2 separate regions of the Homo sapiens genome follow, and region 1 is linked to region 2. A link is a loop called in an ENCODE intact Hi-C map of the cell type or tissue named here. Cell type or tissue: PC-3. All regions are shown on one strand. Links, peaks and the distances in the headings refer to the core of each region. The heading gives the core; the rest is flanking DNA. Region 1 overlaps LOC105375168 (a long non-coding RNA gene). Region 2 has its middle 25 kb from the start of SOSTDC1.

What was found. Hi-C counts contacts between places; a loop is a spot of excess contacts. Peaks named below come from ENCODE experiments on the same cell type or tissue, not always from the same donor. Only the 100,000 strongest peaks of a DNase experiment are listed, where the experiment ranks them.
Region 1: a loop joins it to region 2, with 5 times the contacts of the local background. A loop is called at or near these places in 4 of 110 quality-filtered maps.

What each region holds. Positions count from the first base shown.
Region 1 is chr7:16,429,879-16,446,195 of GRCh38, reverse strand. It overlaps LOC105375168 (a long non-coding RNA gene), which reads right to left. Exons shown (of 5, transcript XR_007060223.1): 3 at 11,809-11,863. Among named protein-coding and RNA genes, the nearest start is that of CRPPA, 16 kb to the right of the region's middle. In PC-3, for the core only: no CTCF peak of the experiment used is centred there; no DNase peak of the experiment used is centred there.
Region 2 is chr7:16,482,474-16,498,790 of GRCh38, reverse strand. No RefSeq gene overlaps it. Among named protein-coding and RNA genes, the nearest start is that of SOSTDC1, 25 kb to the right of the region's middle. In PC-3, for the core only: no CTCF peak of the experiment used is centred there; no DNase peak of the experiment used is centred there; H3K27ac peaks cover 1,124 bases.

The DNA of each region.
Region 1 (16,317 bases), core at 6,113-8,612, 56 kb after region 2:
CCTCCATTTCTTCATTTTGGTTAAACTGTGTTATTTGTGGAGAAGAATCATGCATATTATTTATTACCATAGGTTATATGATATAGTTATTATGTGACAGGGACTGTCATATTGGCTGTGGTTAAATTGATTCTCTGTAGTATCAACTGAAATAAATAAATCCAAAGGCAAAATATATCAATTGAAATAGAAATATATTCTAAATTTTTCTATTTCAATTGAAAATAGAAATAGAATGAAATAGAAGAGAAACATATTCTATTTCAATTGCATTATATTTTGACTTTGGTTTTATTTATAAAGACTAAGAATCCTGAACCTAATACTGAAGGGGGAGGCATAATCCACAAGAAGAAAAACTTAGTTAAAACCACAGGAAAACGATGTAGAGGTAGCGTACAATGTGCTTATATGAAGTCTGAGTTCTTAAAATCTTTTCTGAGGAAGGACATTGCCCATAGACAAGGGGACTAGGATTGAAAAGAATGCATCCCCTATTACTTAGAGCAGTGGTCCTCAAACTGTGCTTTCCAAATCAGAAGCCTCAGTCTCAAGTAAGAACTTGTTAAATACTCAAATTCTGTGGTCCCTCTCCAGACACACTGAATCAGAAAATGATTCTGAAAAAAATATGCTTTAACAACACCTTCAAGTGATTCTGATGACACTTCAAAGTGAGGCCCACTGGCTTAGTGTAAGGCTGGCTAGATACCATGAGGAGGCACCAAATAAGCCATTCACTGGAGGTCCAGTATGGCATTGCTCTATCATTAAGGAATGTAGACAACCTGCTCAGCCCTGGGTTTTTGTTTGTTTGCATTTTAAAAAATTAATGAACTTTATTTTTTTAAAGAGAAATTTTAGGTTCACAGCAAAATCACGAGGAAAGTACAGATAGTTCCCTTATATTCTCTTTCTCCTACACACACACACAAAACAAAACAAAACAAAAACCAAAAAAACAAAAAAACTCCCCTACTATCAACATCCTGCACCAAAGTGGTACATTTGTTACAATAAATGAAACTGCTGAAACTATATTGACACACTTTACACGAGGATTCACTCTTGGTATTGTACATTCTATCGGTTTTAGCAAATGTATAATGACGTGTCCAAAATTTTAGTATCATACGGAATAGTTTCACTTACCTAAAAATCCTCTGTTTGCTACCTGTTCAGCCCTCTGTCCCACCTAACTCCTAGCAACTACTGATATTTTTACTGTATTCATGCTTTTGCCTTTTTAGCATATAATTGGAAACATAAAGTATGTAGCATTTTTTAATTGGCTTCTTTCACTGAGTAATATGCATTTGTCTCCCCCACATATTTTCATAGCTTCGTACCTCATTTCTTTTCAGCACTAAGTACTGAAGTACTTTTATTGTGCCAGCTTATTTATTCACTTGCCTACTGAGGACCCCTTGGTTGCTTCCAAGTTTTGGTTATTATGATTAAAGCTACTATAAATATCCATGTGCAGCTCTTTGCGTTAACAAAGTTTTCAGTTCATTTGTGTAAATACTAAGGAGTGCGATTAATGGATTTTATGGTAAAAGTATGTTTACTTTTGTAAGAAACTGCCAAACTGTTTTCCAATGTGGTTGTACTATTTTTGCAATCCCACCAGCAATGAATGGGAGTTTCTGTGGTTCTACATCCTTGTCAGCATTTGGTGTTGTCAGTGTTCTGGATTTTGCCCATTCTAATAATGTGTAGTGGTATCTCAGTGTTTTTTTAATTTGCAGTTCCCAAATGATATATGTTGCAAAATATTTTTTCATATGCCAATTTGGCATTTGTATATCTTTTTTAGTGAGTTATCTATTCAGATATCTAATTTTGGCATTTTAAAAATAGTCATTGACTGGGCATGGTGGCTTGTGACTCTAATCCCAGCACTTTGTGCGATGAATGCAGGTGGATTGCTTGAGCTCATTAGTTTGAGACCAGCCTGGGCAACATGGCAAAACCTTGTCTCTACAAAAAAATACAAAAATTAGCCAGGCATGATGGTGTGTGCCTGTAGTCCCAGCTATCTGGGAGGCTGAGGTGGGAGGATGGCCTGAGACCATGAGGTAGAGGTTGCAGTGAGCTGATATCGTGCCACTGCATTCCAGCCTGGGCAATAGAGCCAGATATCATCTCAAAAAAAAAAAAAAAAAAGACTCTGTGGGGGGAGGGGGAATTGTTATGTTTTTTACTGTTGAATTTTAAGAATTCTTTGTACATTTTGGATAACAGCCCTTTATCGTTTTAAAAAACTATCTCCTCATCTGTAACTTGTCTTCTCATTCTCTTGAAATTCTCTTTCACAGATCAGAGGAAGTATTTAATTTTAACAAATTCTAGTTTATCAGTTATTTCTTTATGGATAATACCTTTAATGTTGCATCTGAAAATTCATTACCATACCCTAATTCTCCTAGGTTTTCTCCTATGTTATTATTGTCTAGCAGTTTTATACTTTTTCATTTTGTATTTAGGTCTATGGTACATTTTTTAATTAATTTGTATGAAGGGTGTAAGGTTTGTGTCTAGATTCATTTTTGTCCATGTGGATGTCCAGTTGTTCCAGCATAATTTTTTGAAAATACTATCTTTGCTTCATTTTATTGCTTTTATTCTTTTGTCAAGGATTAGTCAACTATATTTACGTAGTTCTATTTCTGGGATCTCTACTTTGTTCCATTGACCTATTTGTCCATTTTTTTCACCAATACTATGTCGTCTTGATTACTGTAGCTTTATAGTAAGTCTGAAGTAAGGTAGTGTCAGTCCTCCAATTTTGTTCTTTTCCTTCAATATCTTGTTGGTTATTGTAGATCTTTTGCCTTTCCATATAAGCCTTAGAATGAGTCTGTCAATATTCACAAAATAACTCGTTGGGATTTTTTTTTTTTTTATGAGAGGGCGTTTCAGGTTTTGCTCTTGTTGCCCAGGCTGAAGTGCAGTGGTGCTATCTTGGCTCACTGCAACCTCCACCTCCTGGGTTCAAGTGATTCTCCTGCTTAAGCCTCCTGCTGAGGATTACACCTGGGATTGTAGCTGGGATTACAGGTGCCTGCCACCACACCTGGCTAATTTTGTGTATTTTTAGTAGAGACAAGTTTTCACCATGTTGGCCAGACTGGTCTCGAACTCCTGACCTCAGGTGATCCATGCACCTCGGCCTCCCAAAGTGTTGGGATTACAGGCATGAGCCACTGCACCTGGCCTCAGGCAAGTGTTTTTTCCATTTTTTCAGATTTCCTACATAGATGACAATGTTATCTATGAATAAAGACAATTTTATTTCTTCCATCCCAATCTGTATACTTTTTATTTCTTTTTATTGTCTCATTGCATTAGCTAGTATTTTCAGTATAATGTTGAAAGAAGTGGTGAGAAGGGGCATCCTTGTTTTGTTCCTGGTTTTGGTGGGAAGGCTGAGTTTCTCACCATTAAATATTATGTTAGCTGGAGGTGTTCTGTAGATATTCTTAATCAAGTTGGGGAAGCTCACCTCTCCTCCTAGTTTACTGAGAGTTTTTATCATAAATAAATGTTGGATTTTGTCAAATGCTTTTTCTGCATCTATTGATATGATCACGTGTTTTTTTTCGCTTGTTGATGTGATGAATCATATTAATTGATTTTCAAATGTTTAATAAGCCATGGATATGTGTGATAAATCCCACTTGGTTGTGGTATATAAATTTTCTTATACATTGTTGAATTCAATTTTCTATTTTTTTGAGATTTTTTGCATATATGTTCATGACAGCTATTTGGTCTGTAGTTTTCTTATAATATGTTTGTCTGGTTTTGATATTATGGTAATGCTAGCATCATAGAATGAGTTGGGAAGTATTTTCTCTGCTTCTATATTCTAGAAGAGATTGTACAGAACTGTTAAAATATCTTCTTTAAATATAAGCTTTTGGTTGTGTAGATTTTCTCTATTGATTTTCCGTTTTCAATTTCATTGATTTCTGCCCTCACTTCTAATATTTCTTTTCTTCTGCTTACTTTGGATTTAATTTCCTCTTCCTTTTCTAGTTTTCTAAGACAGAAAGTTAGATTATTCATTTTAGATAATTTGTCTTCCCTAAAATATGCATTCAGTGCTGTAAATTTCCCTCTAAGCACTCCTTTCACTGCATCCCACATATTTTGATAAGTTATATTTTTATTTTCATTTAATTTGAAATATTTTTAAAGTTCTCTTGAGATTTCTTCTATGACTTGTGTTGGAAGTATTTTGTTTAATCTTCAACATTTTGGGATTTTTCAGCTATCTTTCTGTTATTCATTTCTAATTTAATTGCATTGTGGTCTGAGAGCAGAATTTTATGGTTTCTATTTTTTAAAAATGTGTTAATGTGTTTTTTATGGCCCCCCATCTGGTCTATATTGGTGAATCTTTCATGTAAGCTTGAGAAAAATGTATAAGCTGCTGCTGTTGGATGAAGCAGTCCAATAAATGGATTAAGTTCATCTATGTCCTCACTGATTTTCTACCTGCTGGATTTTTTTCTGATAAAAGCGTGTTAAAATATCCAATGATAATAGTTTATCTCATTTATATCTCGTTGCAGTTTATCAGTTTTGCCTCATGTATTTCTCTCTCTGTATCTTCTTACTCATTAACTTCTTTTTCTTTCACACTGAAGAAGTCTCTTCAGCATTCCTTGTAGGATAGTTCAGGTATTGATGAAATCCCTCAGGTTTTGTTTGTCTGAGAAGGTCTTTATTTCTCCTTAATGCTTAAAGGATATTTTCACTGGATATACTACTCTAGTTTCCAATTTTTTTTCCTTCAGCACTTTAAATATGTCATGCCACTGTCTCCTGAAGGTGCAAAACTCACTGGTAATAGTCAGCACACAGAAAAATACAGAATATTATAACACTGTAGCTGTGGTGTGTAAATTACTAAACTTCAGTAGAAAGACTAAATGATGAACTAATCAAAAATAATAAACTAAAATAGTTTTCCAAGACATAGACAGTATAATAAGACATAAAGAGAAACAACAAAAAGTTAAAAAGCAAAGGGAAGAAGTTAAAGTGTAGAGTTTTTATTAGTTTTATTTATCCATGTTTGTTTGTTTATGGAATCAGTGTTAAGTTGTCACCAATTAAAAATAATGGGCTACAAGACAGCACTGAAAAGTCTGCTGTCAGACATATTGGACCTCTATTGCATATTGTTTCTTCTCTCTTGTTGCTTGTAGGATCCTTTCTTTATTTTTGACCTTTAGGAGTTTGATCATTAGAGGCCTTGAGGTAGTCTTCTCTGGGTTAAATCTGCCTGGTGTTAAATCTGCTGTTCTCACACTGCTATAAAGAACTACCTGAGACTTAGGCTTAACAGGAAGCATGACTGGGAGGCCTCAGGAAACTTACTATCATGGCAGAAGGCCAAAGGGAAGCACCTTCTTTACATGGCAGTAGGAGAGAGAGAGAGAGAGAGCCGGGGGGAAGTGGTACACACTTTTAAACCATCAGATCTTGTGAGAACTCACTCACTATCACAACAACAGCATGGGGTCAAGCAATTCTCCTGCCTCAGTCTCCTGAGTAGCTGAGACTACAGGTGCTCACCACCATGCCCGGCTAGTTTTTGTATTTTTAGTAGAGACAGGGTTTCACCATGTTGGCCAGGCTGGTCTCAAACTCCTGATCTCAAATGATCCACCCACCTCAGCCTCCCAAAGTGCTAGGATTACAGGCATGAGCCACTGTGCCCAGCCCTCTGTATCCTCAGCTGTATAATGAGGAGGAAGGAGATTTGAGGTTAAAATGCCTTACTGTGCTAACATATGTATGTTCTATTATGTTATCAAATGAATACTGCTTATTCCATTGAGTAAGCCATTTGAGTACAAAAAAAGCTTCAGTGAGGAAGTCTTTTTTTCAAGGTACTAATTATCTAGGGGAAGATTCTGGCAAAATTGTAAATTGGGCTATAAAGTTGTTTTGGCTCCTTACAAGCTTGAAAAGATCAATGAAATGGCCATAGTCATTTAGCCACTGTTGACATATCAATTGAGTTGATTCATCTAAGACTTCTTGAGTGCCTACCATGTACTAAGCACTATGACAAGTACAGAAGATACAATTGTGAAGAAAATAGATATAATCCTTCACACATACACTGACGGCAAAGTGGAAATTGGTTTTACCACTTTGGAAAACGGTTTGGCATATCTACTGAAAGCGAACATACGCATACTCTATGACTCAACAATTCCACTGCTGATACACACCACAGAGATGTATACATATGTTCACCAAAAACAAATCCTTTTAATGAACATATATTTATAGAATTATTTGGAATAATTCTCACTGGAAATTACCCAAATGCACATCAGCAATAGAATGGATAAGTAACTGGGGGTATATTTATACACAGTAATATCACAGAGCATTACGAATGAATGATCTATGACTACCCCAATAATATGAGTCTCCTAAACATTATGTTGAACAAAAGAAGCCAGACACAAAATAGTACGTACTGTATGGTTTCATTTATATTAATTCTAAGAACAGGTGAAAATAGTTTTAGCTGTTAAAAATCAGATAATGCTTATTTTTGGAATATAGCAACTTATGAGATAGCACCAGGAGACTTCTGGGGTGCTGTTTGTTTTCTATTTCTTAATGTAGACTCCAATTATACAGATGTGTTCAATTTGTAAAAATTCACTGAGTTCTACACTAGTGATATGTGTACTTTCCTGTATGAACATTATAATTCAATAAAAATGTATCTCCCTCCCCAAGAAAAATGACAATCTTACCACTTAGAGTAGGAGACAAATAAGCAAATAAGAACATAAATAAATGGTAATGAGTGCAATGAAGGAAATAGAGAGTGTAGCAAATATTATTCAAGTATTTACAATGGGGAAAATACAAACAAGGAAATAATTCCTTGTTTGGCAATCAAAGTCAATATATGTAGAACCCTTGGTGATTCAAAACTGATATTTGTCTTCTGTTTACTGAGGATATTTGTCCAAGGAGGTGCCCCATCTATAGTGGAGGATGTTGTAGACTGGTCAGTTGATCAATGTGATTTTCCAGTAACAGTTATGCAGTGCTCCTTGTATATACTTTCTTTAAGAACTGTAATTATGCTGCCCACCATGCTTATGGTTGCACCACCTGACTCTACTAGCAATCTGTTCTCCCTTTTCATCCACTCTGTCCCAAAGGAAGTACTAATAGTATTTGAAGATTTATAATGGAGATAAGTGACATTAAGAACATCTAGAAATCTGGTACTTTGGCTTCATTCAATTTATTTTATTAATTAAATTTTGGTAGCTGAGATTCAAATATTGCATGAATCTTATTTTATTTTATTTTTTTAGAATGTTGAAAGTGTGTGTGTGTGTGTGTGTGTGTGTGTGTGTGTGTGTGTGTGTGTTTGTGTGTCTGACTATACTCTTAAGCCTCTGGGGAATATTATGCATATATTTAATAATGACAGTAGAATGTGCTGCTTTAAAAAAAAGATTCTCACTGCATTGTTGTAATAAGTGAATATTTACAGATTGAATCTAAATTAAGTTCTACTTAAACCCAAGTTAGCTGTCCATCCAAAAAGAGGTTGAACTACATCAATCTGCCTGTGAAATATCCCGGAAGTCTTAAGAGATGTAATGAATCAATAGTTAAGCCTTCATCATTACTTTTTCCTGTAATTAATTTGTGACCAAAAGAATTCATTTCTATAATTACAATTTTATAAACCACAAAATGTGCTTAACACATGCTGTTAATGTGCAACAGACTGAGAAACCTCTGAAAAATATAATTCCAGTTGATTAGAAAAAGAGTCATCTCTACTTAGTCTGTGCTTCTGAATGTCTTGGCTTGGTCACCAGACCCCTACATGTTGCTAGCTGTCAGGTTACATCAACTGCATGCAACTCAACAGATCTTGACAAATTGAACTCTCCAGTCTGTCAAGGAGACAATAATGGGAAGTTCTTTGTGAAAAGAGCTTTTTTATATCAACTCTTGACTATCGGGGATCTAATTTCCTAGTTCTCTTTAGCTAGGACTTTGTCTCTCCCCATGTCTTACGCCTTGCCTTTTGGACAATTGACCCCTCTGTAAGTGAACCCCAGGAGACAGGCAGGGTGAGAAAAGCAAAAGGAACTTATTTGGTCAATTGAGCAACTGGATATAACTCTGACATCTCAGTATTCTTACCCTATAAGACTTGTGGAGATAATCATCAATTGCTTCAGAAAAGTGCTATTTAGGAGAATGAGAAAAAAAATGCACATAAAATTTGAGTCTTAGGCAAAGCAAATTTAAATAGTGCATGAAATGTGATTATTTTCAAATCTTCAAATTCACAATTTCTGAAAGTAAATATAATGGTACCTTGAATGGTTAAATTTTAAAATTCATTCTATAACCTCTCTAGTTTGTTTGTAAAACACTTTCTTGGGTTATATATTTGGGAAAAAAGCCTAATTAGTCCAAAGAAAGGCACATCTTTGAGAATGGATGTATTTATGCTCAAACACACAGTAATTTTTTTTTATTTTCCTCAAACTAAAATTACAGTCCTCAGAAAAATAGGAACATAAATAAGACTGAGATTTAATCAAAAGGATGTCTATTATTATATACATTTAAAACAAATGTGCATACATACAGACACAGAAGAGAAACTGCAATGTAATCTGAATAAGGAAGAAGCTTAAAACTTTGGAAAATAATTTAACACAAACTCTAGTTTTTTCACTCTTTTTCCAGAAAAAGAAGGAAATTGGGGAAAACTTTTACTGAATTAAATTAAAAGAAGGGTTGGGTAAATCCCTCAAGTTTTTGAATGAGTACACATATCCTTACTTTTAATGGGTTAATTCCTGCATTCACTAAGCATTTGGTAGGCGCTCTTCTGTCACTGAAGATGCTGTAGAGTATGGACAAAGTTCCACAGAGCTTTTATTATGGGACAAAATGACTAAGGACACCATTATGGAACAAACAAAGGATCAACAGTAAAGAATAAAGCACAAAAAGTGCCTTGCTGATTAACTGCCAAATTTCCAACACTTCTGTGGGTGGCAGGTTGATTGCCTAGACAGGTATAAATCAAGCATCCTCTCTAGTTCATGCTTTGCCTTTTTATTGATAAAAAGTGCTTAGGGCTACACAAGTTGATACTTGTTGGAACCCCTCAAACACTACTACCTTTTGCTGAAAAGGAAGGGCAGCTTTGAAAACAGAAGGTGCCCACCACTCCTTAATAAGCTTTTTTTTTTTTTTTTTAAAGATCTCATTCTATATAAAGCTCAATTAGACACTGAGGGGAATGTAATAAAAGCTCAAGGTAGTGAGGGACCCTCCCTTCCAATCAAGTGCAATTCAGCAGGAGAAGATGATATAACTATAAGAAACAATAACCAATGTTAGCATTACATTTTCTTTAGAGGTCATGACAGATTTTCACATACATTTTATTTTGAAAATAACCCTGTCGTGTAGGTAGGACATTAAAATAATATTATGATGCCCAATTTAAGTAAGAAACTGAGCTTGGCAAAAATGAATGACGTTTTTCAAAAATCACAGCACCAGGGATGAAACAAGACTTACTTTGTTCTACTTATAATCATTTACATTTATAACCACATCCTGCTCTTTCCCATAAGAATGTTAATGACAGATAGACCCTCATTCTTTCCTCTATTCATATATTTATTAAACATCTATTTGGTGGCTACTGTGAAAGTGATGCAAAACTCAGTTATTTTCTGCTCTCAAGGTGTCCATACATATTTGAGTCACACTTTATCTCTTACAAAACTCTTCTTAGAAGAATGATAAATCATCACTACATCTTATATAATGTATGTAATGAGGAAACAAAAGCTCAGAGGGATCTCCTCACTGACCTAATACCATAAAGATAGCCTGAGTTCAGGAAGATTCAGTCATTACTTAAGAGCTAAAATGAGCACAGAACTATAGGATATTAGCTATAAACTTTGTTGGACATGCATCTCCATTACTGAAAATTTTGACTCTGTACTAGCAGTATATTTTTAAAAAAGTTTAAGTAGTGTGCATGTGCTACTGTGTGTGCTACACGTATTTAACACTAATGGTAAATACATAACAAAACTCAAAAAATTTAAAAGTTTAAAAGGGATGAAATGCAAAGCACATATAAATAGAAGCTTTACTCCTTACTTCCTGTAGCCTAATGGATTATCTTGCATATACTTGAAAGCATACATATCTTTCTTTGGAGATCACTGTTATAATAGGCAATAAATTTTAAACAAATATTAAAAGAAAGACAGTCAATGTGAGTAGGTATACTTGCAACAAGTTCTGGGTGTCTGTTAAGCTTTGGGTGGATAATCAGCAATCTAGAAAAATCTGATCTTCAGATTCCAATTATGAATGTCTCTATTAAACACTAGTGAGATGCAAGTTTTCATAGTCACTCCTACCAGTCTGTTTCTGGGTTACACTTTTCAGCTTTTTGGACAACCTGACCATCAAAAAGCTTGAATGCCAATGATAAAAGTGAGAACATTTTGAACAAATGAATGTCTGCTCCAGCAGAAAAAATGAGAAACACTTAGATTTTATTTCATTCATGTGACAATCACACAAAACTCAATTAAAAGGGGTAGGCCTTTATAATTTAGAAACATTTTATTTGAATTCTCTATTAGCTATTAATATAATTTGCACTGTCGCAATAACTGCACCACTCTATAAAAACATTTAATTTCCACTTATGAACACGAGATCACTTTTCCCTCCACAATAAACTCTTTAGTTGAGCACAATTTTAATTACTTATTTATACTTTGCCCAAACTCCTCCTCCACAAGGAAACATTTTGTCTTCAAATTTATGGTAATATTGAAATTCAGTTTTTTAGCTGTTAGCTCAATGAGTAGTTTTTACCAAAAAGCAACAACAAATTTTCATTAATCCCTTCTTTGAAGGATCTAAAGCATGGACACCCCCACTCTCAGTCTTCTAAAATTAGTTAACAAGAAGCAACAAAATAATAAATCAAAGTTTCCATTTGTACCATTGTATGACCCAACTTCTGGAAGCACAATTTACAGTATATCTTCTGGACATGGTAACTACTGGAATTTTGCAACACCAGGTCCTTGACCCCCGAGTCTGCCAGGGCAAATTACTAGGGAAATAAAAATATAGTTTTTATAAGAGTAATGATGTTTTTGTGCTATACTAGGGCTCTTTGAAAAACTAATTGAACTTTAAGACTTTAAAAAAGCTTTTCCAAAATTCAACAACAAATTTGATTAAAAATTGAGTTACCATGCAATTTTGGGGAATATTTTTATAATGAAGAGAAAACTTGATTTCAATTTATTTATATTACACTTCTACTGAGGAAAAATTGTGGTGGCTTATGTCGGAAAATTTTTGAGACAATTTTTGAAATAAACATTTTGTAATAATGGAAAATGTTGAAGTAAGGTAATAAAATGAAGAAACAAGTATTTTCAGAAAAAAAGTATTTTATACTTTAGGATGATGTAAGAGCCATTATTCAAGATGAGAAGAAATCTTAATTTCTAAGGAATATTATAGTTTTCAATGCCTTCTTCAGTTGCCTCATCTCAATTCATCCAAGAAAGTTTGCTCAAGGAGACATTGCTCACTGTTCATTGGAGAAGAGTTCATTGTAATATTTTGCTAAAAGAGGCATTAAAGAGGCTGAATCTCACTATGGAGAGAACGGAAACACTGTCCTACCGTTTGGAGACAAGTATAGGTTAGACAGACCTGGGATCACAGCTCATCATTTCCTTTGGCAAATCACTAATTTCAGGTTTCACATCTGTAAAAAAGGAGCAAGAATAACCTTTGTATCACAAAGCATTGTGAACTGAAAGAATTATTGATGTACACATATAATACTGTGCCTAAAATGTGATACATGTAATAAGCTAAAATTATTCAACAAGTCTGTTCACAGAGTAAAATTAGACCTATTCCCTGATTCAGTACTCAGTTCATTATACCACACTCTGTTCACCTTCATCAATTAGAAATTGTTAAATTAGACCAGGTTTTCCAGCTTTGTAGATAATCTAGTATGGTGACTATCAACAAAGGTCTTCATTGGAATAAGCACTTTCACTTTCCTGTCTTGGATTCTGATTTAGCATCTGCAGCTGTAAAAACCCCACAGATGATTCTGATGTGTAGCCTAGCTGAGAACTACTAATCTAGTTTATGTGCCAGCCTCTTACTTTCAAAATCTCTAGCTTATCAACGTAAAACTACTGTTGCCTTAGTTGCTGTTATTACTATATGAGCTTTCTTTGCTTCCATTTGCAGTGGAATCAGAAGCTGGAATACAGCAGGCAATGGCAAAAGTGAAAGTGACACCATGACTCTATCTGATTTCCCCCCATTTGTTGATGGTTTCTTCCATTATTTCTGGCCGACACATTTACTTATGCTCTTCAGAGGATTTGTAAGCAGGGAGAAGTCTCCTATAAGATAGGACTCTTAATCCAGTTCCAGTCCCAAGATATGAAGAAGCAATTAACAGTTCAAATATGGCACCCATGATTTCAAATGAGAGGTCTAACTCAGATAAACAAGTCGTTGAAGTGGGACACCATGTCCACATGATAGAACATTAGGCAAAATACATTGTTTTTCTCCTATTGTTACTGCCAGTGGGTTATTTATCAAAAACTGATAAGCAGGTGACTTCTGTTAAAGAAAGTTTGTACATCTCTAGTAGATATCGAGCTTTTTGGCTCCCTTTCCAACATAGCGTAGTTTTAATGTTCAGAAATTCCTGCTTTGCTCAGTATACAACTGTAGGTAGAGGAAAAAAAGCTCATATCATTTTGTAGACATTTCTCTCTCTTAAAGTAGATGGCCACAAAAAATTATAATACTCAGAGCTTATAACTTTCAGCTTTGAGGTAATAAAAATCACCTTCTATTGTTCATTGGGGCTGGGTGTGGTAGCTCATGCCCGTAATCCCAGCACTTTAGGAGGCTGAGGTGGGTGGATCACGAGGTCAGGAGATGGAGACCATCCTGGCTAACACGGTGAAACCCCGTCTCTACTACAAATACAAAAAATTAGTCAGGCATTGTGGTGTGTGCCTGTAATCCCAGCTACTCAGGAGGCTGAGGCAGGAGAATCGCTTGAACCCGGGAGGTGGAGGTTGCAGTGAGCTGAGATCGCACCACTGCACTCCAGCCTGGGCAACAGAGTGAGATTCCATCTCCAAAAAAGAAAAAAAAATTTTTTTCATTGACTTTCAAAGAAATTAATTGCTTTTAATCTGTTATTGCAAATATTTCTTCATATTTGTAGTTTTGTTGACTTGTAAATTAAGATCATCATGTGACATGGTTTTAACTCTGATTAAAGTTACATTTAATATGTGTGGTTGAAATTAAAAATGGAAAAAATTACAAATATGAAGAATTTCTCACTGCTACCATTTCTCCTTCTAATAATAAAGTGTTAATCCATACAGTATGGTCCTAAGGAGAGCTTCACTTATAAGTGAGACCTAAATGTTGTCACATCTTGAAAATCAGTTCTTTGTATATCACTTGGGATATATAAAAGCAGGGTCATCCGTATCAGAAACAATTTCTTAAACATATACTCTCTTTGCCAATATTTCAACCCTAGTTTTGGGATTTTATGATGGCAAAGGAGGGTTTTTGACAGCTATTGGTACCTTAAAAGTGAACAGCCTGTAGAAATAAATGATCCCAAAGAGCAGATACAGCCATACAGATCACTCTGAATTTCTTTGACATCTCCCTCTCCTGGAAGGCCAAATAATAACCTATTGACTCTTCTGCCCTCCTGTGGCCAGAAATCAATGGAGTCTGTACCTCTTGAGTAGATATTGCTGTGATCTAAAGACAAGTGGATTATTAAAATGGATGTTTGGTGCCTATGTTAGTCAGGGTTCTCTAGAGAAACTGCACCAATAAGAAGATATATATTTATTATAAAGTATTGGCTCAGGCAATTATGGAGGCTGAAAAGTCCCAGGGTAGGTTGATTGCAAACTGGAGACCCAGGAAAGCTGGTCCTGTAGTCTGAAGGGTGGATAGCCCGAGAGCCAATGCTTTAGATTCCAGTCTGTGTCTGAAGGCCTGAGAATCAGGAGGACCTATGTTAGGAGAAGATTAATGTAAAACTTAAGCTGTCAAACAGAGAGGCAATTCAACCTTCTTCCACTTTTTTGTTCTATTCAAGCCCTCCACACATTAGATGATGCCCACGATATTGGAGAGGACTATCTGCTTTACTCAGCTTACAAATTCAAATGCTAATCTCTTCTGGAAACACCCTCACAGACACACCCAGAAATAATGCTCACCCAGCTATCTGAGCATCCTGTGCTTAGTGAAGTTGACACATAAAATTAACCACCTCAATGCCTGTTGAAGATTGTCTGCAAAGATGGCCATTAATAATTCCTTCATTTTCTGTAAAAATTCCTTTCATCATGATGTGCAGCTACTTTCCCTCTTCTTGAATTCTGTCTGGACTTGTGACTTCCTTTGACCAACAGAATGACACAGATTTGACACTGTGCTAGTTTGGGGCATGAAATTTAAGAGGCGTTGGCAGAATCTGTTTGTTTGTTTTTTAAAGAAACCATTCACTATATAAAGAAGATCAGGCTATCCTGCTGGAGAAAAATACCATGTGGAAGAGAACTAAGGTGCCCCAGGCAATATCCAACACCAAGGACCCCAACCTATAAAGGAGTCCATTTTGGATCCTCCTTTAGCTTCATTTGAACTACCTTAGCCAACCCCATGTGAAAGAGAGATGAGCTGCTTCCTTTAGTGCTGCTTAAAATCTGGATCCATAAAACTGTGAGCAATAAGATGGTGTTGTTTTAAGCTGCTAAGTTTTGAAACGGTTTTTTATACAGCAATAGACAATTGAAAAAAGTTGTAAATGTTATAGTTTTTATTCTCCACAACTTAACTGATTTATCAGTTACAGAGCATATTTACCCTTGATCATCCCCTCAAATATAAGGTATGAGTTATTTTCAAGATGAGTCTTTCACTGGCTCATGTGTAAGGTATATTTCTTGACTTCTTGCCATTATTCCCAGGCCTTGGAAATTTCCAGGGTTAGAATATCAAGCCTTTAGATTATAGTCTTAGTGCATTTCTGCTGTTATAACAGAGTAGTACAGGTTTGGTAATTTATAAAGAATAGAAGTTTATATGGCTCACAGTTCTGGAGGCTAGGAAGTCCAAGAACACAGTAACAGCATCTGGTTGATTGTTACTGCATAGCAGCAGGGCAAAAGGCAGAAGTAAGCACGTAAGACAGAAAAGGAATGGGGGCCAAATTTTCATTATTTTATCAGGAGCCCACTCTCATGATGATGGCATTAATTCATTCATGAGGGCAAAGCCTTCATTACCTAATGAACTTTTAAAGGCCTAACCTTTTAATACTGCTGCAATGGCAATTAAGTTTTCAACACATCAACTTTAAGGAACATATTCAAATCATAGCAATTATGGTTCTGATATTTACTAAAGTGGAGACGTCTCAAACAACTATAACTACTTATTCTTGAAGATAAATGAAAAGATTAGATTTTTCTTGACAGCCAGATTAAGTAGGGACAGGAGGGCCTTAGGGTCATAACATGAGCAAGCTCAGATCTTAGCAGCACTGGCTGGTGGGGATGGGAAGTAAGCCAAGGCCAGGCTGTAGAGCATCCCAGGGAGACCCAGGCATCAGAAGTCACAAGAATAACAATTAAAGCCAGTCAAGGGGTGACAACCTGTTTGTATGTGATTAATCCTTTCATAGCAGTTCTTCGGCCAATTAATCAGAAGTCAGCCCTCTGATGACTCAAGCCTAGTCAGTCAAACCGGGGTTGTGTTTTACTTCATGCTAAAGAGATGTGAAATCCCAAGAAGGAGCCAGTTATAAGACCCGGGTCAATGAGGTTAAGTTTGGGAAAAAGGTTGCAAGTGGTGGGTACACCCCATGAATAGTAAGACAGTTTTCTAGGCAATGAGACAAATGCAAGATTCGGCCCATTCACAAAGTGAAGCTGCCTGTCCTGGTCAGGACTAGCAGGATTAAGTTCGTAGATGAAAGACACAAGTGAATTCCGGTTCAGCAGAGCTGATAGTGAGATACCCAATTCAGGAGGTAGTGAGGAAAAATAAAAAGACTATAGAAAGGCAAGAGGCCAGGAGAACCAAGACAAGCATAATGAAATTTGATAACTTGCCCAAGACCAGTGTTGGTTA
Region 2 (16,317 bases), core at 2,581-5,080:
TTGAAAGATGGTTCTTGTCTGTATTCTCCAGTGCAATCAGCACTCTTATAATCACAACATAGTTTCTTCTGGATACTATATGTATCTATATTCTGTAGAATATATTAATATATACATTAAATGCAAGATGGCCCCAATGATCTTTGCCTCCCAGTATTCATAGCCTTGTGTGCTAACTCTGTGTGACTAGCAGAATACAATGGAAGTGATGGTGTGTTTCTTCTGACATTAGGTCATATAAGTCATTGCAACTTTCACCTTTGTTTCTTAAATCACTTGCTCTGGAGAAAGCTGGCAATCATGCTGAAAAGACACTCAAACAGCTCTGTGCAGAGCATCTGAGGCCTCCAATAAACTTGCCAGCCTAATGAGTGAGCCACCCTTGAAATGGAGCTTCTTGAACCAATCAAGCCTTCAGATGACTGCAAGACCAGTTAACGTCTGACTGCACCTACATGAGCGACTCCAAGTGAGAACTTGACACAAGAGCCCTTTCAGAGTTCTTGACCAGCAGAAACTTGAGACATAATGAGTGCTTGTTGTTTTAAGCCACTAAGTTTTAGGGGTGAATTATTTGGCAGCAGCAGATGACAAAACAGAATTGATAGATTGAGAGTTGCACATTCATGACTGCAGAGATCTGTCATTTTAACTAAAAAGATCAAACTTGGTGACCTGTTCCTTTCAGTATTTTTTTTTTTTTTTTTTTTAGCAATGGGAAAGGAGATGTGTGTTTCCTCAGGAATGCAGAGCCAGGATTCATACAGAAAATAGGTGATTTTTATATGGATACATGTAACATTAGTTTTTAATGGTAGTTCAACAGTAGCTAATATTGATTAAACTTAATGGTAGTTCAACAATAGCTTAATATTAATATTAGTTTTTAATGGTAGTTCAATAATAGGTATTATTAATTGAACTTTTACTATTTGGCAGCATTATGCTAAGAGCTTTACCTGCATTATCTTCATATGATTCTTATAGTGGCCCTACGAAGTAGCTGTTACTATATCTCATCAGTTCACTGCAAGAAAACTAAGGAGCTGTTGAAATAAGCTGATGTCTAAGCAGCTGTGATTTGAAAAAATGTTATAAAATTTCCCTGCTCCAAAATATCTTTACAAATCAGATATCATAGTTGCTTAAATTTCATGAATATGTGCCTTAAGCATTTTCAAAATTATCTCTAAACAGGGTACTCGGTCCATTAATGAGTGTATGTTTAGCAGGCGTGTTTTTCTGTCTCTCCTGGTGAAAGTTCTTGTCTAGTGGCCAGCCATGAAAGTGAGCCTCACAGATCTGGGACTGCGAGGAGCCCAGCTGTGGTACTACGAACTCCATACCTGTCTGCATGGAGGCCATGCTTCCCATAAGTGGTTCCTAGCCAGTGATGGAGTGGTAGGGTCACTTACCCAGCACAGTTCCTGCAGGCTGCTGGACTCCTGCGAAGGTGGATTCCCCCATGGCTCTGCTCATCTCTCAGATGAACAAGTTCTGGAGATCTAGCGTACAGCACAGTGACTATATCTAATAATACTGTATTGTGTACTTGAAATGTGATAAGAGTAGATTTTAAGTGTTCTCTACACACACACACACACACACAAATGGTAACTATAGGTGGTAACAGAAATGTTAATTAATTTGACTGTAGCAATCATTATATAATGTGTATACATATCAAATCATCATGTTGCACACCTTGAATATATATAATTTTTATTTGTCAATTAAATATTTTAAACTAAAACAACAATAAAAATGACACTTCTACCCTCCCTTTTCCTTTCCTCTCTCATTTACCTGTGATCAGGCTGCATCCTGGTTTGACCAGTCCCCACTCCCCTGCCCCTTCCCATCCCCTCCACAAAGGAGGAGATGTTGTCTGATATAGTTTGGCTGTGTCTCCATCCAAAGCTCATCTTGAATTGTAGTTCCATGAGCCCCACAGGTCATGGGAAGGACCCAGTGGAAGGCAACTGAATCATGGGGGTGGGTTTTTCCCATGGTGTTCTTGTGCTAGTGAGTAAGTCTCATGAGATCTGATGGTTTTATAAAGGGCAGTTCCCCTGCACATGGTTTCTTGCCTGCCACCCTGTAAAATGTGCCTTTGCTCCTACTTCACCTTCTGCCATGATTGTGAGGCTTCCCCAGCCATGTGGAACTGTGAGTGCATTAAACTTCTTTTTCCTTATAAATTACCCAGTCTTGGGTATTTCTTCATAGCAGTATGAAAATGGACTAATACATTGCCTTAATAAATCTCTTGCACAGCTAGTCCTGTCTTGGAACCTGCTTCTTAGAGGGCCTGGACTAACATACTCTGGTAGTGCATGAAGCATCTGTGATCACAGCGTGACAAGAAAATAGCACAAACAAACCTATGAGGACTTGAGAGAATTCAAAAGGTAAGTAACCTGTGATATAATTTGCTTAAGCAAAGCTGGCACTATACAGAATCAAATGAAAAGATTATTATGAGGAGATTGTGTGGAGAACTATTACTAACAATAGAAGTGCTGACTAGAAAAATGAAGATGCATAAGGATGAATATGTGTGGTGTTCTGACTGGTGTAGGTGGTAGATTTATTCTTTATTTAAAATAAAGAATACCCATGGGCAGCAGATGCTTTTGGTTCCCTGCTTCACCTCCCTTCAGGCCACCTCTGATTTTAGCTACAACAGGGGCAGCAAGGTCTGGGCAAGCTCGAACTCATGCTGACAGCACCCCGCCTCAAGCACGTGCCAGGAGTGCTATCTAAAATCCTAATTCAGGCCAGGCATGGTGGCTCATGCCGGTAATCCCAGCACTTTGGGAGGCCGAGGCGGGAGTTCTAGACCAGCCTGGCCAACATGGCAAAACCCCATCTCTATTAAAAATTCAAAAATTAGCCAGGTGGTGGTGCACGCCTGTAGTCCCAGCTACTTGGGAGGCTGAGGCAGGAGAATTGCTTGAACCCGGGAGACAGAGGTTGCGGTGAGCTGAGATCGCACCACTGCACTCCAGCCTGGGTGACAGAGTGAGACTCCGTCTCCAAAAAAATAAAATAAACATAAAATCCGAATTGAATCTGGTTTTGTATTTTACTGGCACTACTAGCCAGAGCTTTTTCTGAAGGCATAGGGGCCTCATCAGCCCTGCAGTGTGAGGGAGTAATTGTGCCCAGGGAACCCTGCATGCACTGAGGGAGGACAGTAGCTGTTCCTCAAGTAGAGAGTGTGGGCATGCTGTTTCTCAGAGGTTCTAGCAGCCTCACCCCTGCTGCCTACAGCAGCCACTGCCATAGTGCATGCCTGTGCTGGCCTGTTGCCTTCTTAACCTCCCCGGTCCTCCACTCCTGCTTCCTGTGAATGCCCTTTAAATAAATCTCATTTCGTATCATGAGATCTATGTTTAGGGGCCAAAATAAGACAATATATTTGTGGATAGAGGCAAGTGTCAGCAATCTCATTCCCCTAAAATAATTTTAAGTAGCCAGAAATTTGAAAAATGAGTTTAGTAATAAATGGTTACCTAATTACACAAAGATATGATTTCAGATTCTAAGTAAATAAAAACGTTAAGTCAATTTACTTTTTGGGAAGGGCCATTTTCCATATTTGACTGTAAACAAAATAAGCTGTTTGCTCATATTAGCTTATGGTAAAAACATTTTCTCATGAAAACAGTAAACCACTAGCGTGTATGAAGTGAGCAACTGAAGCTAATCAAATCTATTTTCTAGTGTGTATATACTTTAAAGGCAATAATAGTTTTGTTTAAGGAAGTAATGAAAACATAGTTTTTATATGGATATCTGTAGTAGATTTGGGGAGTTTGTGATTATTAATTCTCAAGTACTTCTGGTCATCAATATAAATATTGTGATAATATTCAAGAGTTACATTCATTTTTTGGCAGTATTTTGCATTTCGTCTACCACAGATTTCAAGTACCTTTAGACCCTGTGAGGTTCTGCATAAAATAATCAATCATTCCCTCTTGGCTGTTTGGCAGAGGCAGCCAATGACTTGTTCTGTCATGAACTGAATTAATATATATTCATGAAGCGTAGAGAAACACTTCATTGTTTCAGACTGTTTTGTTATTTTAGAATAAATCACAAAGGCAGCATCCCACTCATAGCTGGTAGAGAAATATTTGTCCTGTGATCCTCACCTTTATGGTTGTAATGTTTTAACTTGCACACAGTTTAGCCTACATAACTTTTTTTTTAAAAAAATAGTAAATTGCATGCTTTTAAAAAAGTACCGTGTCTCTGTTACCTTTTATCAGCAAAATTTGAAAACATTAAAAACTAAAATGACATGCGTCCCTAAGTCAGAATGATTTAATTTTCACAGACTGAGGGACTCATGGCAAAATGATGTACAGGTAAGTATTGTTCAAGCTCCCACATTCCATCAATCTCAACCTTTATGGTCCCTCATTTATTTGGGAAGAACTCTCAAGAATCAGTTGTAATTGCAAAATTTTTATCCTGCCAGGATATCTATGTGAACTTCCATAGGGCAACCATAGCATAAGCAGCATGAAAAAGACTTGTTGGGAAAGCTATTTTAGCACCTCTGATAAACAGAAAAAAAAAAGGTGATTATTCCTGTTTCAAGCTATCTAACTTTCTCACTTTGTCTGCCTTTTCTAATCAATGTTATCATGTGCTGGCAAAATCTTGTAAAATTCAGAAAGGTAAAATCCAGGGAAATGAAACCCAGGGACAGCAACTCCCCGAAATGTAAAAGCCATTGAACATTCTCTATCACCACCAAAGTGGTTCTCAGAAAAGGCAGTTTATTGGATCTTCCCTAAGAATTATGTTTTCAGCAACAATACTTAAACATTTACTGTCTCGGATTGTAACAATGGCTATTTGTTTAGGTGGCACTGTGCCTATTTAGAACTTAGTAAAATTCTTGCCATAGGGATCAACAATGTTTAGGAGGACAAACATTAACATAAACACGGCTCCACACGGAGTTGGAGTTAGATTTCTTGGGTTTGAATCCTGGCCCTGAATGCATTAGCTATTCAACTCAGACAATTTATTTGATTTTAACCCTAGGTTTTCTTGTCTGTAAATTATAGATAATAGTGTATACTTCACCATTATGGGAATATGTACTATCATACAGTAATAATCTATAAATTTTAGTTATTTTTATTATCAATCGGTGTGCTTAACTGCAAAAAATAGAACCCACCCCAGCTAGATTAAGCAGAAAAAGAATTTGTCAAAGGAACCAGGTGACTTATAAATCCTAGGGGTAGGAGGGACAGAGAGTCAGACTTAGCAATGACATAAAAAGGACAATGCCTAAGTCATATTGTAGAGGCTGCAGTGACAGAGACAGTGGAGCCCACACAAGAACTACATACACTGTGGGGCCCAGTGCAAAATGAAAATATGAGTCCACTTGTTCAAGTAGAATACTTCCATTGAAGGTACTAAAATATAAAGCTCTTTCCTTTCTTCTGCAGCCTTTCTCAACTTTTCACGAGTGTTTTTTCTTGCCATTTCATGTTGTTCTAAGTAAAGAAAAATTTTAAATTTATGAATTTTTAAATTAAAAAATTCGAGTATGAATTTTATCATTTTTCTTTATATCAGTTTTAAAGATGATATGTCAGTTTTAAATGGAAATATAAAAACATTTAATTACATACAGAATTACAGAAATTACCACAATTCATAGATTATAGCTTGTATGTGCGTATGCATTTTGTTCTTACAAGGAGAGTGTAAACACTGTACAAAACTAACCTAACTGCTTTCATTTCACTTCTTGATATATATGCTCATTCTGCCAACACTCTCTGCCTTTGGCATACTGGTGAGAAAGGAAGAACTACAAAGAAAAGTAGCTAGACTTGCCCAGTCTTTCCATTTCCTTCTGTGTCATCATTTTCAGTGTAAGTGGTTGGTAACACAGGAAGAAAAGATATGATATGATTGTTAGTGTTTCTTAGAAAGACATGGTATTGTTTTCTCTGTTGGAAGTAACTTCGGGTTTAAAAAGCAAAGTGTCAGCTTCCCCCCACTGCCATCCTACTTACTGAGTAACAGACATTACACGTTTACTTTGTACTTTGAGCCTCACTGAACTCCCATACATTGTGGGTTTACTGGAATGCTGTGCTCATGGGTCAGTAAATGTTATATGCAAATGGGCAGTAAGGAATGGGGGCGGATACACTCAGTGTGCAAATTATCACATTCAGCACAATCTGGTTGGGGTATGCCTTGGAAGATTTCATTTTTAACCAAGAAAGGCATATATTTACTGTCTGAATATGTCTTGCCCAAAAAGTAAATGCTAGTGTCCGAAAATGCACATATTTATTCTGCTTAAAGAAATATGTACAGGCTTCGTGAGACTACGTGGAAGAAATATATACTGTATATTAATTTGTCGTTGTCCTGTTAGGCATAAAGAGCCTCAGGATGAAAGTCATCTGATACAGCGTGTTGTATTATCATGATCCAGAATTTTAAAATGCCTATCGGCAAAATTCACAAAAGCTTAAGCCGTCTACGTTATCCCATAAAGTGAATTTGGTAGAGAGCTATACTTTGTCACTCAGTTCCTGAGAACCTTTTCTTGTGACCTATCATCAATATTCACCTTCAACGCACACTGATGGATCCAACAATATCAAGAAAGGCCTTTCCTCAAATAACTGGGGGCGAATGTATAAATTCCCTATGATAGACAGTGTGTTATGAATTTCTGAAGTTCATTTCAAACTCTTTTTTTATTCTATTTTAACTTTGTATTATTCTTATTGTTCTCTATCTTTAAAGACAGGTTTATTCTCACGAAAAACATGTTTCACTTTATCAGACGTTATCCAAATGACTTACGTGAAAAATTTCCTGGCTATAAGATTGTTCGTATATTCATCTATCTTTTTTGTTTTATTTTTGTTTGTAAAAGTAAAGGCCTTACATTCTGAATCTTATAAGAAAATTTAAATTACACAAGTCAGAAATACATAATTATTTTCATGATAGAAATAACATTGGTAAATTGGCTTCTATTTCTTCCTTAATATTTATTGATTCAGATGATTTGGATGAAATTATATGTATAGATAAATGAATATTGAGAGTCTTGTTACTTTTTTTGGATATGTTTTTCAGAATTCATGTAAGCAACTTATTGCTCAATAAATATTTATTTGAATGATGACTTTTGGACCATTCTAATGAATATGTTGGACCAAGTCATGATAGCTAATAGATTCAAGTAAAGAAACTTCACAAAACTTGATTTCCCATTTTGAGTTACTTGCGTTTTCAATTCAATTTTGAGAAGCATTATAAAAGGATTAGATCAACTATTTTAAGGAAAAAAGCAAGAAGCTTCCACTAGAGAAGTGGTTGTTAGGATTCTTTTCTGGACTGAATCATGAGGTTATTGAGCACAGCCTGGGGCAGAGTTCACTCATTCTTCCCTTTGTCCTTAGCAGTAAAATATTCAGCTGGGTTCATGGTGGCCCAGAACAAAGACTACATTTTCCAGACATTCTTACAGCTAGCTGTGGCTGTGGGGCTAGATTATTTTTTTTTAATGTGACTAAATTTTAAGTCCAACGATATGTTAGCACAAGTGATGTCTGCAATTCAGATTGTGTTACTCAAGTCAAGAGAATAAAAATTAACCTTAAACAAGTCACTGTGATTCTGGTTTTGCGTTGCATACAGCTAAACCTTCATTCTAAACCATTAAATTCCCACGATAGAATGTCTTTAGGGACAAAAATATGGTAAAGATTAGTTAATTTTGTAGTGAAATAAATTAGTGTAAGATGAGAATATTTTGTTTACATATATACATACATGCATGTATATATATGTGTGTGGGTGTCTGTATGTGTATTTGTATGAGTTATAATAGTTAAAGACCTTTCTTACAAAGTAATTTGCTTCAACTCTCCTTGGTTTTGGCACCCCAATTGCCTGAGGTATCAAGACCTTGCCTAGTTCAGTTCTGGCCTTCAGGACCACCTGGCTGGCACTCAAGCCCCCTGAAGGGGAATATTACATGTTTAGTATTGCGGTTGCTGCAGTCCCATATGTGGTGGAGACTGCAAACAACTGCAACAAAATGAGGCAGAGCATAATCAAAATAAAAGAGTGTGATACATAGCAAATATACTTCTTTCTCAGACTTGTGATCATAAAGCCAAACTGTCCTTTCCCGGATAGTATGAGATCTGCTCACTACAACTGATCTCTTCAATCTGTTACCATGCAGATTAGAAAAATGTGCCCCTTATCATCGGTTTGAAAATTGTCATAGGAACCTGCTTTTATTACAATGAGGCATTTCTTTGCTATCTACTGGAAAGATGTATGTATGTATGCATGTATATGTAGGTATGTATCTATCTATCTCTGCAGTATAAACGGTAACCCCTAGACTTGTTCAGTGTACTGCATGCACAACTGTACAAGGCAAGCTGTGTGTAACCACAGGTGGAAATTGTGAGTTAAGAAAAGTGATTTATGCGTCTCTTTAATTTGCACTAAAATTAGACAATTATAGAGGAGTGATTAAGTTTGGAACAACTTCTGACATAGAAGTTTCAAGCCATCACTACTACTAAAGAAACCTTACAGGCTTTTAGAAAGCAGTCACAAGATACTGAAGTGTTTGACAAATCAACAAATTGCTCAAGAGTATGCAAATATATGCTAGAGAACATACATAAGAAGAAACATGATTCGATGGAATTTGTGGCAAATAAAAGTTGGATGTCCATTAAAATGAAGTACAATTATGGTAGAGTCCAATTTTAATACAAGTAAGGACATGGAGGCTTGAGGCTAGGCTGAAGTGTTTACATAGAGATAGGAAAAAAATAAAAGAACGAGAAACATTAGCTTAAACATTCCACTCTGCTTGTACTTTATCAGCTATGGAAGTGGCATCCCAGTTTTCTTGAAAAAGAGAACACAAGGTTTCATTTTCCACTTAAATTAATCATGATTTGCACAAAGATCTCAAGACATATTATTGCATAAAGTTAAAAAATGGTTAATACAAATTACATGATCTTACATAGGATATGTAAACAATTCATGTATCTATACATAATGTATAAGATTTATTAAAAGATCTCTAGCCAAAGTTTTAACAGTAGTTACTTAGTGATTTAAAGTATTTTACTTATTTGCCTTTTCTATTTTTCTACAATAAATATATTTTGTTTTGGGATTTAAATAATTTGGGCTATAAAAAGACTACCAAGCAAAATGTCAGTGTGATCATGTATATTGGACCTCAATATTCTCCATTCCTAATGATATAACCAATAGGATACATAATTGGGAATTCTCTGTAATTCCTCATGCCTAGAAACTCTGAGAATTTCCTACTAAATACAAAGTCTGTTTAAAGAGACAGAAACAAATTTGGCAAAAGCAAACTCACAGCCTCTTTTATTTGGTTCAATATTTATTTTCGCCAACTCAGTGAGCAATATATTATTTTTATAATTAAAATACTCGAAGTAGGTTTTTTAGTTAAGAAAAGTTACAAAGTTTCAATATTGTTAAAAACTACATACAATCCAAATATCCATTAGGGTGCTAATTAAATAAATACAGCACAGATACATTATGAGATACAATATAGAACTTAAGGAGAATGAAGTTGACTTTCTTTACATGTTCTATAAAAATTATTCATAGTTGCTACCCCTGGAGAAGGAAGAGTATTTGGAAGGGAGTAAGGTGAAGGTGGAATTTAACTTTTGAGTATATAAGCTTCTTTTTGTTTGAATGGTATACAAAGAATATGCAGTCAGAAATTCCGCGTGGCATTTGTGTGTGTGTGTGTGTGATATATGTGACAAAAGTGTAAGAGAACTTGGGAAAGCACAGTTTGGTTATGTTGCCTGTGAAAAGTGTCTTTAGATTTTTTTCCCCTAGGTTTGACTCCTGGTTCAATAACTTGCTAGCTGTTGATAATGGGTAAGGTGCACACATTCTTTGAAAAGTGTCGTTTATAATGCAGCCTTGCAGGGTGGCTGCTAGGATTATAGATAATATCACCAGAGCATTGATGTGCTGTTGCCCGGTACATTAGAGGTACTCAATAGATTGCTGCTATTGTTATTGAAATTGCTCTCAGAATGTAGAAAGCTGGAATGAAATCGCTTTGATATATGAGGTTTATAATTTCATTATGTCAGGCAAAAGTTATAATAGAGAAAAACAAAGTTTGATAGAAAAAAATATAAACAATATTTTAAATAAGCGTATTTTGTAAGTGAATTCCCTGAAGTTACTGTTAAAATATGTTTTATGGACAGGTGCGGTGGGTCATGCCTGTAATCTCAGCACTTTAGGAGGCTGAGGCGGGTGGATCATGAGGTCAGGAGATCGAGACCATCCTGGCTAACACAGTGAAACCCTGTCTCTACTTAAAGAAAAAAAAAAAAAGGGCCGGGCATGGTGGCACGTGCCTGTAGTCCCAGCTACTCGGGAGGCTGAGGCAGGAAAATTGCTTGAATCCGGGAGGCGGAGGTTGCAGTGAGCTGAGATCACACCACTGCACTCCAGCCTGGGTGACAGAGCGAGACTCTGTCTCAAAAAAAAAAAAAAAAGTTTTATTACATAACATTATGGATCACATGGATGACATGACGAAAGAGTTCTATTTATAATGCAGAAACCAATAAAAACCAATATAAAAAAACCAGGAAAACTCTTTAAAAAATCTGTAAACCAGCCAGGCACGATGGCTCATGCCTGTAATCCCACCACTTTGGGAGGCTGAGGTGGGCAGATCACTTGAGGCCAGGAGTTCGAGACCAGCCTGGTCAACATGGCGAAACTCCATCTCTACTTAAAAAAAAAAAAAAATTAGCCGGGCCTAGTGGCAGGCACCTGTAATCTCAGCTACTCGGGAGGCTAAGGCACCAGAATTCCTTGAACCCGGGAGGCAGAGGATGCAGTGAGCCAAGATTGTGCCACTGCACTCCAGCCTGGGCGACAGAGCAAGACTGTCTCAAAAACAAATAAACAAACAAATCTGTAAAACTTATATAAAGCAAGGTTTGCTAAGAAATGTAAAAGAAGATGAATACGTTTAGAGACACTGTATTTCTAAATGGAAAAACTAAGTATTAAAAGAAAGTATCTTTTTAGATAGATAGGTTTGGCACTGTTTAAATTTGTCACAGTTTGAATTCTTCAAAGAAAGAGGTGGAGGTGGAATTTAGGATATAAGACATTGATTAGAGATCGACATCTGAGTAAAGAAGGGGGAAGTCACAGGATTGAGCGGAAGGAAAAGTGAAGTTGAGATGCAGACCCAGCAAAGCCTCGGCCAAACCAGCAAGGAGCTTGGGAACAGGTGTTGCCCACCAGAGTCATCCCAGGTCTACTGAAATGACTGATTCTCTTCACTACCACTTTGCACATTTACTCAAGGGAAGTGGCATTGGAAGTGCGTGACCCTGAAGGAGTCAACAGCTGGAAGTTGTCCATGTGCTCCCAGCAGCTGGGCAACAAGCCCTTCCTTGACGTGGCATCTGGGGGTGCATCTCTGTGTCTACCACGTTTTGGGGTGAACTTGACAACGTGATTTTAAAGTTCAACAAGAGGGATCAGTAAACAAGAAGAGCCAACACATTTTTGAAAAAGGAAAATATTGAGAAGGGATTTGTTCTGTCCATTGGTTTCTTTTTTCTTTTCTCCTTTTTTTTTTTTTTTTAATTTTACTTTAAGTTCTGGGATACATGTGCAGAACGTACAGGTTTGTTACATAGGTGTACATGTGCCATGGTGGTTTGCTGCACCCATCAACCTGTCATCTAGGTTTTTTGTTGTTCCTGGTTTTTTTTTTTTTTTTTTTGTGAGATGGAGTCTTGCTCTCTTGCTCTGTCGACCAGTGCAGTGGCACAATCTCGGCTCACTGCAGTCTCCACCTCCTGGGTTGAAGCAATTCTCCTGCCTCAGCCTCCCAAGTAGCTGGGATTACAGGCACATACCACCACCCCCAGCTAATTTTTGTATTTTTCGTAGAAACAGGGTTTCACCATGTTGTCCCGGCTGGTCTCGAACTCCTGACCTCAGGTGATCCACCCTCTTCTGCCTCCCAAAGTCCTGGTATTACAGGCGTGAGCCACCGCACCCAGGCCCGTCATGTAGGTTTTAAGCCCTGCATGCATTAGGTATTTGTCCTAATGCTTTCCCTCCCCTTGCCCCCCACTGCCTGACAGGCCCCAGTGTGTGATTTTCCCCTCCATGTGTCCATGTGTTCTCATTGTTCAACTCCCACTTATAAGTGAGAACATGCGCTGTTTGGTTTTCTGTTCCTGTGTTAGTTTGCTGAGAATTATGGTTTCCAGCTTCATCCATGTCCCTGCAAAGGACATGAACTCATTGTTTTTTATGGCTGCATAGTATTCCATGGTGTATATGTGCCACATTTTCTTTATCCAGTCTATCATTAATGGGCATTTGGGTTGGTTCCAAGTCTCTGCTATTGTAAATAGTGCAGCAATAAACATACATCTGCATATGTCTTTATTGTAGAATGATTTATAATCCTTTGGGTATATACCCAATAATGGGATTGCTGGCTCAAAAGGTATTTCTGGTTCCAGATCCTTGAGGAACCACTACACTGTCTTCCAAATGATTTAACTAATTTACAGTCCCACCAACAGTATAAAAGCATTCCTATTTCTCCACATCCGTTGTTTCCTGACTTTTCAATGATTGCCATTCTAACTGGTGTGAGGTGGTATCTCATTGTGGTTTTGATTCGCATTTCTCTAATGTGTTCTGTTCAGTGTTAAAACATGTTTTAAAAGCCTCAGTAAATCTCTGGTAGTACCATCACAGGAGTGGATTGAAAGTTCAGTGACACAGATGTGAAGGCCAGAAACAGCTTTCTGTACACGTAAACATTTAGTGCAGGATTGTGGGGCAACAGGTTTATTTATTTATTTAATGAGATATTGGGAAGATTAAGGCAGTGACACCAATCATGAACACTAGTGTACTGTCTGTTTCCTATACCCCATCCTCATGTGGCTGTCACCTTGCTGATAAGTAGGTTTGCTTAATTTTTTCTAAATAAAAAAACTAGATAATTTTGTGTCCCCTAAAAATACCCATAATTTGAAGCAATTACATTGCTGATGCTACTTCTCCTGGAATTAGGATATAACCCCAATTATTTAAGATTTATGGGAAGGCAAGTCCCATTTATGGGAATGGCAATTTACTCTGCTGTGACAGGCCTCTATAGGGAGTGTCACCAGTCGCTGTTAAGTCCAGTTAGTAAACCAAGAAAAAGCGTCTGCTCCTTTACTGTGGATCTTTACATTTACGTATATTTGGCTAATTAAGTCATAATCATAACATGTGTGAAGAAGAGTAGGAAAATGGAGATTAGTCTCTTATAAATCTGTAATTCTCCTGAAACTGAAATGTTAACTGACAAAAATCAGTGAGAAAAGGCCAGATGTTCAATAGGCTTTATTTTAATCTTGCTTAATCGTTTGGGAAATATAACAAAACAGATCATGACCTTGTACTCTATACCAAAAGAATTAAAATGTACATACATATTTATCTGACCCTGGTGACAGAGAAAGCCTTATACCTGTGAAACTATAGTCAGAAACCATAAAATGCATGATTGAGATATGTGATCATACATACCCATGCCCACACAGAGACATAGACAAACCTTATATGTAAAAAGGATACACAACTAAGCCTCAAAGCAAAGTCTAAGACAAAGGTTTATGTGTGAGTAGTTTATTTAGAAATATGATCCCAGACAGCAGGAGTGAGTCACCGAAGGAGGGAGATAGGTTAGCAGAAAAAGTTAACAAAAGGATGCATTGTTCAGTTGGCCACCCTCTGTGCGTCAGGTTACTCTAGCCCTAAGATGTTCTGCGAAGACTCAGAAGATCCACTTGAAGAAATAAAGAAGAAGCTCCATTGTTCCCAGGCCTTAATAGTCAATAGTGGCAGTGACCAAAGGATGTTGATTCCTCCATATTTTCAGGTTGCACCAATGAGTACAAGTGAATTTTGGGAGATATCCTACTGTGGGGTGAGATAAACCCCAGAGCAGAAAGCAGGAGGCTTGGGACAGGGGGCTTAAGCAGATGCACTCAGATTGCACCCAACCGAAACCAGGCAAAGCCAGGAGGAAGCTGAACATTACAGCAGTGGCTGGAATAAGAGGTGAGACTGGACTGGAGGACTAGGGGTGGGCACCAGCATACTCAATATAACAAACCAACAAAAAATTTTATAAGCATAATTAAGCAGCAAATCAAACTGAAAAATTATTTTCTATTTATGATAAAGCATTAATAACTCATAGGCAAAGACCTTTTACACATCCAGAGAAAGAATAAATATGATTTAAAGATGAAGAGGCAAATAAGAAAGAAAAAAAACTCATGATAAACATGAAAAATGATCCCATTCATTAACAATCTCAGAGATGAAAATTAAATATTTAACATATGTACTCTTCACCTACTCAACTGGCAACTCAGTTAAAAAATATTCTCAGTTTTGGGGTGGTTGAAACAAATGAGCACTTTCACATGTGGCTGAAGACTGTCTATTTTGGTATTTCTGAAGAACAGCTTGGCATTATTCACAAATGTGTTAAAATGAGCACATACAATAATCAAGAAGTAATTCTCTATCAAGTTTTTAGAACTCACAGAGAAATCAAAATGTGAAATTAAAATAATAGTGAATTTGCAGAGGAAATACAAATAGCTAATCAGTAAGTGAAAAACTAGCCAAATACAATAATGAGCAAATAAATGAAAATCTAAACATACAACATTTCTTATCTATTATTTATTTATTTTTTTATTTTTATTTTTTTTGAGATAGTGTCTCACTCTGTTAACCAGGCAAGAGTTCAGTGGAGTGATCACGGCTCACTGCAGCCTCAACCTCCCAGGCTCAATCGATGCTCCCACGTCAGCCTCTTGTTTAGCTGGGGCTACAGGCATGCGCCACTATGCCCAGCTAATTTCTGTATGTTTTTGTAGAAATATGGTGTCACTATGTTGCCCAGGCTGGTTTTGAATTCCTGGGCTCAAGCAATCCTCTGTCCTCATCCTCCAAAAGTGCTGAGATTACAGGCCTGAGCCATCTCACCAAGCCCCCAAATTTTTATCAACTAAAATTCTGGGATGTTTTCACACTGGCAATGCTAAATGCTGATAAGAGTGGGACTTACACACTGCAGGTATATGTGTACAGCAAGCACTGAAAACAGTTTGGCACCATGTATCAAGCATCATTACATCCATTTTAAGGAAAATAAATACAAATATTTATACACAAAGATCTTTGCTTAGGTGTAATTTAAATTATCAAGGGAAGAGAGGTAATTAAAAAGTCTATTTGAAACACAACTATGACATCAAAGTTTAAATGAAATACTAGAATCATTCCAAGTTAAGTCAGGAACAACATAAGATAACCCATCATTGCTGATAGATTTTAACATTGATGGAAAACTTTAACCAAAGGGATAAATAACAATATATGAGAGAAACAAAAATATAAATATTGAAAAGGAAAGAACAAAGTTATTATTATTGACAGATGATGTGATTACCACTAAACATTGAGATAACTGAAAAAGTATTAAAAATATTATTACTGTGGTCAGTAGAAAGTCAATTATTGAGTTCAAAAGCAGTTCAACAAACATTTGGAATATGTAATGTAAGAAAATCTGAATTCAGCAGCAAGCTAAAACACAAAATAGCTGTGATTAAACTTACGATGTATATACGATAAAAAGATGTACATACGATATACAGAAAGCTATGAAATTTGATTCAGTAAATGGAATAGTCTGGATATGGTGGCTCAAGCCTATAATCTCAGCACTTTGGGAGGTCGAGGCAGGCAGATCACCTGAGGTCACGAGTTCGAGACCAGCCTGACCAACATGGTGAAACTCTGTCTCTACAAAAATACAAAAATTAGCTGGGTGTCATGGCGGGTACCTGTAATCCCAGCTACTTGGGAGGCTGAGGCAGGGGAATCACTTGAACCTGGGAGGTGGAGATTGCAGTGAGCTGAGATCACACCACTGCACTCCAGCCTGGGCAACAGAGTAAGACTCTGTCTCAAAAAAAGAAAAATACACATAAATAAATAAATGGAATACATGAATAAAAATAATGGATAAAAAGAGTAAATATTGCCAAGGTTTTATTTAAACACTCTTCCTAATTAATCTTTCAATTCAATATCATGTCAACAAAATTTTCAATGATACACCTATGTAAC